2 separate regions of the Homo sapiens genome follow, and region 2 is linked to region 1. Evidence: read pairs that join two places in POLR2A ChIA-PET (ENCODE). Cell type or tissue: PC-9. All regions are shown on one strand. Each heading gives the region's core, and the rest is flanking DNA. Links, peaks and the distances in the headings are about the cores only.

Region 1 (2,914 bases), core at 220-2,719:
AGTGCTGGGATTACAGACGTGAACCACCTCACCTGGCCCTATTTATTTATTTATTTATTTGAGATGGAGTCTTGCTCTGTCCCCCAGGCTGGGCTGGAGTGCAGTGGCACAATCTCGGCTGACTGCAACCTCTGCCTCCCGGGTTCAAGCAATTCTCCTGCCTCAGCCTCCTGAGTAGCTGGGATTACAGGTGCACACCACCATGCCCAGTTAATTTTTGTATTTTTAGTAGGGACGGGGTTTCACCATGTTGGCCAGGCTGGTCTCAAACTCCTGACCTCAAGTGATCTGCCCTCCTTGGCCTCCCAAAGTGCTGGGATTACAGCCACTGTGCCCAGCCCTTATTTATTTTTTTGAGACAAAGTCTCACTCTGTCGCCCAGGCTGGAATGCTGTGCCATGAACATGGCTCACTGCAGCCTCAACCTCCTGGGCTCAGCAATCCTCCCACCTCAGCCTCCCAATTAGCTAGGACTACAAGTACATGCCACCTTACCTGACTAATTTTTTGTGTTGTTTTTTTTTTTGTAAAGACAGGATTTTTTTTTTATTTTTTTATTTTTTGTAGAGACAGGATCTCCCAGGCTGGTCTCAAATTCCTGGGTTCAAGCAATCCTCCGGCCTTGGCCTCCCCAGCTGTTGGGATTACAAGTGTCAGCCACTATGCCCGGACTATTTAAAAAAAATTTTTTTGGAGAGTTTTCTGGTAAAAACTGGAAAACCTGCTAGACGGATTCTAAAAGAGCTGTAATACTTGATTTCTTTGACATTTTAATTTTTAGTCTGAAATTTTCATTTCCAAATTTTCAATTTCTATGCACAAAATTCTTTTTTTTTCTTTTTTTTACAGTTTTTCCTCCTCTGCTGAGGTTTCTTTTTTTTCCTTTTTTTTTCTTTTTGAGATGGAGTCCCACTCTGTCGCCCAGGCTAGAGTGCAATGGCGTGATCTCGGCTCACTACAACCTCCACCTCCCCGGTTAAAGCAATTCTCCTGCCTCAGCCTCCCGAGTAGGTAGGATTACAGGCACCCGCCATCATGCCCGGCTAATTTTTGTATTTTTGTAGAGATGGAGTTTCACCATGTTTGCCAGGCTGGTCTTGAACTCCTGACCTCAGGTGATCTGCCCAAGTTGGCCTCCCAAAGTTCTGGGATTACAGGCAGGAGCCACTGCGCCCGAGTGGAAAGTTCTAAAATTAATTGTGGCTATGGTTGCACAATTCTGTGAGTATTAAAAATTGTTGACTTGTACGCTTTAAATGGGTGAGTCGTATGGTATATGAATTATATCTCAATAAAGCTATTACAACAAAAGATTCAGCAGTTTTCAAAATAGAACATATATATACTTTTTTTTCCTTTTCTTTTTTTTTCTTTTGCAGAAACAGGAACTATGTGTCCCAGGCTGGTCTCAAAATCTTGAGCTCAAGTGATCTTCCTGACCCAGCCTCCCAAATCGCTGGGATTACAGGTGTGAGCCACCATGCCTGGCCTGAAAATAGAATATTTGGAAATAAAATGATAAATTCAATAAATGAAATCCCCAAGATTGGAGGAGACCCTAAACTGAATGAAAACAGAAATTAACTCATGTTACAAATGAACAACAAAACTGTACTGAAGGAGAAGTGGTATGGGAATAGCAATTATGACATTATATTGTGCATATTATAGAATTAAGCAAATGACATATAAAAGAATGTGGAAGCTAGAGTTCTCACTGTAGGAAAAAAGTAGATTTAAATATGAATTAGGGAATACAAAGGAACCTTAGATGGGTGGAACTGGTGTTAGAGGCATCAGTATAAACCCATAACTTCATATACATTTGTAGAGATAGAGCTAGAGGTTTGGCCTCTGTGTGTTGAAGGCTTAGAAGCAATAACACAATGTAACAATGAGCAGGCTTGGTACCAAGATCTTGGTTTCTAAATATTATTCCTCACAACAAAGAAACAGCTTCTTAGAGAAATGGATGACTTCAGGGCTGGAACAAGGAAAGTATAAGCTAAGCTTAAAATATCCTATTGTGATAGAAATTAAGGAAGTCCCCTGCCACCCCCAACACCCCAGCAAAATGATGGGAATATGTCAAAAAACACAGGAGGAAGTTCCAATTATGGCTGAGTAATTCCCATCACACCAAGTCTTCTGTAAATAAGAATGATATACTCAGAGCAAAATATTAAAGAACAAACAAAAACTACCTGAAGGCATTAGCAAACAACAGGAGGAATATACTGCACAGAGGTGGATACCTGGAAGAGAAGAGGACTGAATGGGTTTCCTGTGTTTTTACAGCTTTTAGTCTAAGGGAAGTCCAAAGTCTGCAAAGTGAGTGGTTAAAACAAAGCTGGGGGTAGTGGTGTGCGCCTGTAGTCTCACCTACTCAGAAGGCTGACGTGTGAGGAAACCGTGAGCACAGGAGTTCAAGGCTGTAGAGCACTAAGATTGTGCCTGTGAATACCCACTGTATTCCAACCTAGGCAACACAGTAAGACCTCATCTCTTTTTTTTTTTTTTTTTTTTGAGACAGAGTTTCACTCTGTTGCTCAGGCTGGAGTACAGTGGCGTGATCTCAGCTCACAGCAACCTCTGCCTTCCGGGTTCAAGTGATTCTCCTGCCTCGGTCTCTTGAGTAGCTGGGACTACAGCTATTTTTAGTAGAGACAGGGTTTCACCATGTTGCCCGGGCTGGTCTTGAACTCCTGACCTCAGGTGATCAGCCCATTTCAGCCTTCCAAAGTGCTGGGATTACAGGCATGAACCACTGTGCTCGAGATCTTATCTCTTAAAACGACGACAACAACAACAAAAACAAAACAACAAAAACCCAAACCCTGCAGTCTTACTAGCTTGAATTGTTCAGGGCAACCCCAGCAGGTGGAAATAATGGGAGGAAATCCTATCAAAATAA
Region 2 (2,914 bases), core at 166-2,665, 110 kb before region 1:
CAGTTACTCGGGAGGCTGAGGCAAGAGGATCACTTGTGCCCAGGAGTTCAAGGCTACAGTGATCTATGATCATGCCACTGCACTCTAGCCTAGATGACAGAGCGAGATCCTATCTCTCTTTCTCTTTTTTTTTTTTTGAGACAGTTTCTCTCGTTACCCAGGCTGGAGTGCAATGGCGCAATCTCCGTTCACCGCAACCTCCGCCTCCTGGGTTCAAGTGATTCTCCTGCCTCAGCCTCTCAAGTAGCTGGGATTACAGGCGCGCGCCACCACGCTCAGCTAATTTTGTATTTTTAGTAGAGACAGAGTTTCTCCATGTTGGTCAGGATGGTCTCGAACTCCCGACCTCAGGTGATCCACCCACCTTGGCCTCCCAAAGTGCTGGGATTACAGGCGAGAGCCACCGTGCCTGGCCCCTATCTCTCTCTTTAAAAAAATTAAAATAGGGCTGGGTGCGGTGACTCACACCTGTAATCCCAGCACTTTGGGAGGCCAAGGCAGGTGGATCACAAGGTCAGGAGTTCGAGACCAGCCTGGCCAAGATGGTGAAACCCCGTCTCTACTAAAAATACAAAAATCAGCCGGGCATGGTGGCAGGTACCTGTAATCCCAGCTACTTGGGAGGCTGAGGCAGGAGAATCACTTGAACCCAGGAGGCAGAGGCTGCAGTGATCCGAGATCACACCTCAGCACTCTAGCCTGGGTGATAGAGAAAGACTCCATCTCAAAAAAAAAAAAAAAAAAAAAAAGGCCGAGCGTGGTGGCTCACATCTGTAATCCCAGCACTTTTGGAGGCCGGGGTGGGTGGATTACTGAGGTCAGGAGTTTTGAGACCAGCCTGGCCAACATGGAGAAACCCTGTCTCTACTAAAAATACAAAAATTAGCCGGGCATGGTGGAGTGTGCCGGTCCAGCTACTCAGGGAGGCTAAGGCAGGAGAATCGCTTGAACCTGGGAGGTGGAGGTTGCAGTGAGTTGAGATTGCAACACGCACTCTGGCCTGGCCGAAAGAGCGAGACTCTGTCTCAAAAAAAAAAAAATTAGCCGGGTGTGGTGGCACGCACCTCTATTCCCAGTTACTCAGGAGGCTGAGGCACAAGAATCACTTGAACCTGGGAGATGGAGGTTGCAGTGAGCTGAGATCATGCCACTGCACACCAGCCTGGGTGAGAGTGAGACCCTGTCTCAAACAAAAACAAAAGATGAGTATCACTCCTTCAAGCCAAAGGTACTGAGAAAACATCTAAGAACTAACAACTTAAAGTTGTGAGAGATTCACAAAAGGATAATCAAAGCCATATAATGAAAAATATTACAGGAACACATGCTGTGCAGCTGGCATTTTGTTCTATTAATCCTGAAACCGAACACCATACTAAGTTTCTGAGGAGGGAAATTTTGCTGCAGAAGGTCAAAACCCCAGCACACCTGTTCTGACTTGAGTGTGAAAGTAACACCTCACCCTACAGGCCCACCACCCACCTGCCCTGGGGCCTCTCAGCTTCCCCATCACTAAGCCTTACTCTTTCCCTTAAAATCCACAGGGAAGAGTAGCCTCAAAGAACAGAAAATAGATGACATTATTTTGTCCCTTGGGCAGAAGGAGAAGCTGTGGCCTGAGACTCCAGGTCTACAATCATAGGAATATGCCCAGGTACCTTCAAAAAGATGACTGCTCTTTTGCTTTTGACATCAGAATCAGAGAGCAAGCAGATAGTATGGCAACAAATTTCAACCCCGCAACAGTGTACTGCCTGTGACACCACACCTGGAAAGAATGACCCTGGCCACCAACTCTACCCTCACCCTAACAGTGTCCCTCAGTAAAATCTCTACTGGAAATGGAAGTGGCATGGCCTACCTGACTTTAGTAGTGAACTGGACGCCGGTCTTGATGACGAGGGGCCGGTCAGGATGCATGGGCATGCAGGGCTGCCGCTCCACCACAAAGGCACTGAGGAAAGAGAAGATGGGCTCACGCGCCACGGCCATGACCAGAAGTCAGCCCGCCTCTCACTCTACCACGTGAGTCTTTAGGTATTTTTTAGATGAGGGAAAGGGACAAGGATGCTAAATTACCTTTTCATTAAGTTTCTAAACAGCTCCACGATTCTCTCCTCCAGCATCGGCCGGTGCTGTACAATGGGGTCCCCTTTGTAGGAAACTTTTTGCTGCAACTCCTCCAGTTTCTTAATTTGTTGACGGGTCTGAAGTTGAGATTCTGCTAATGACGTTATCCTGCCAATAAATTAAGAAAGATGCTAATTACCAAAGTGAATGTATACAGGTGAGATGGAGAAGGGGAAGGAAATACTGAAGACATGGAGACCACTACAATAAGAACAAGGAATTTTTTTATTGTGGTGAAATATATATAGCATGAAATTTACAATTTTTCATCTTAAGTTTACAGTTCAGTGACATTAAGAAAAGAGGAATTTTTCACCATGTTGGGTGGATGCTGAAAAAATAAATAAAAAAAGAAAATAATTTATTTATTTATTTATTTTTTGAGCTGGAGTGCAGTGGTGCAATCTCGGCTCACTGCAACCTCCATTTCCCGGGTTCAAGTGATTCTCCTGCCTGAGCCTCCTGAGAGATTACAGGTGTAAGCCACTGCGCCTGGCCTTTTTTTTTTTTTTTTTTTTTTTGAGATAGAGTCTTACTCTGTTGCCCAGGCTGGAGTGCAGTGGCACAGTCTCAGCTCACTGCAACCTCCGCCTCCCAAGTTCAAGTGATTCTCCTGCCTCAGCCTCCCAAGTAGCTGGGATTACAGGCACCCACCACCACTCCCGGATAATTTTTGCATTTTTAGTAGAGATGGGATTTTGCCTTGTTGGCCAGGCTGGTCTTGAACTCCTGACCTCAGGTGATCCATCTGCCTCGACCTCCCGAAGTACTGGCATTACAGGTG

The links. Peaks named below come from ENCODE experiments on the same cell type or tissue, not always from the same donor. Only the 100,000 strongest peaks of a DNase experiment are listed, where the experiment ranks them.
Region 2: POLR2A ChIA-PET joins it to region 1 with 6 read pairs; 6 of 35 experiments call an interaction of 5 or more read pairs at or near these places.

What each region holds. Positions count from the first base shown.
Region 1 is chr17:42,439,505-42,442,418 of GRCh38, forward strand. All of the region lies in intron 3 of LOC102725238 (a long non-coding RNA gene), which reads left to right. It also overlaps the pseudogene RNU7-97P. Among named protein-coding and RNA genes, the nearest start is that of CAVIN1, 18 kb to the left of the region's middle. In PC-9, for the core only: no CTCF peak of the experiment used is centred there; no DNase peak of the experiment used is centred there.
Region 2 is chr17:42,331,812-42,334,725 of GRCh38, forward strand. It overlaps STAT3 (signal transducer and activator of transcription 3), which reads right to left. Exons shown (of 24, transcript NM_139276.3): 9 at 2,080-2,238; 10 at 1,862-1,954. Among named protein-coding and RNA genes, the nearest start is that of STAT5A, 45 kb to the left of the region's middle. RefSeq lists enhancers at 1,673-1,732, 1,753-1,802. In PC-9, for the core only: no CTCF peak of the experiment used is centred there; no DNase peak of the experiment used is centred there; H3K27ac peaks cover 114 bases.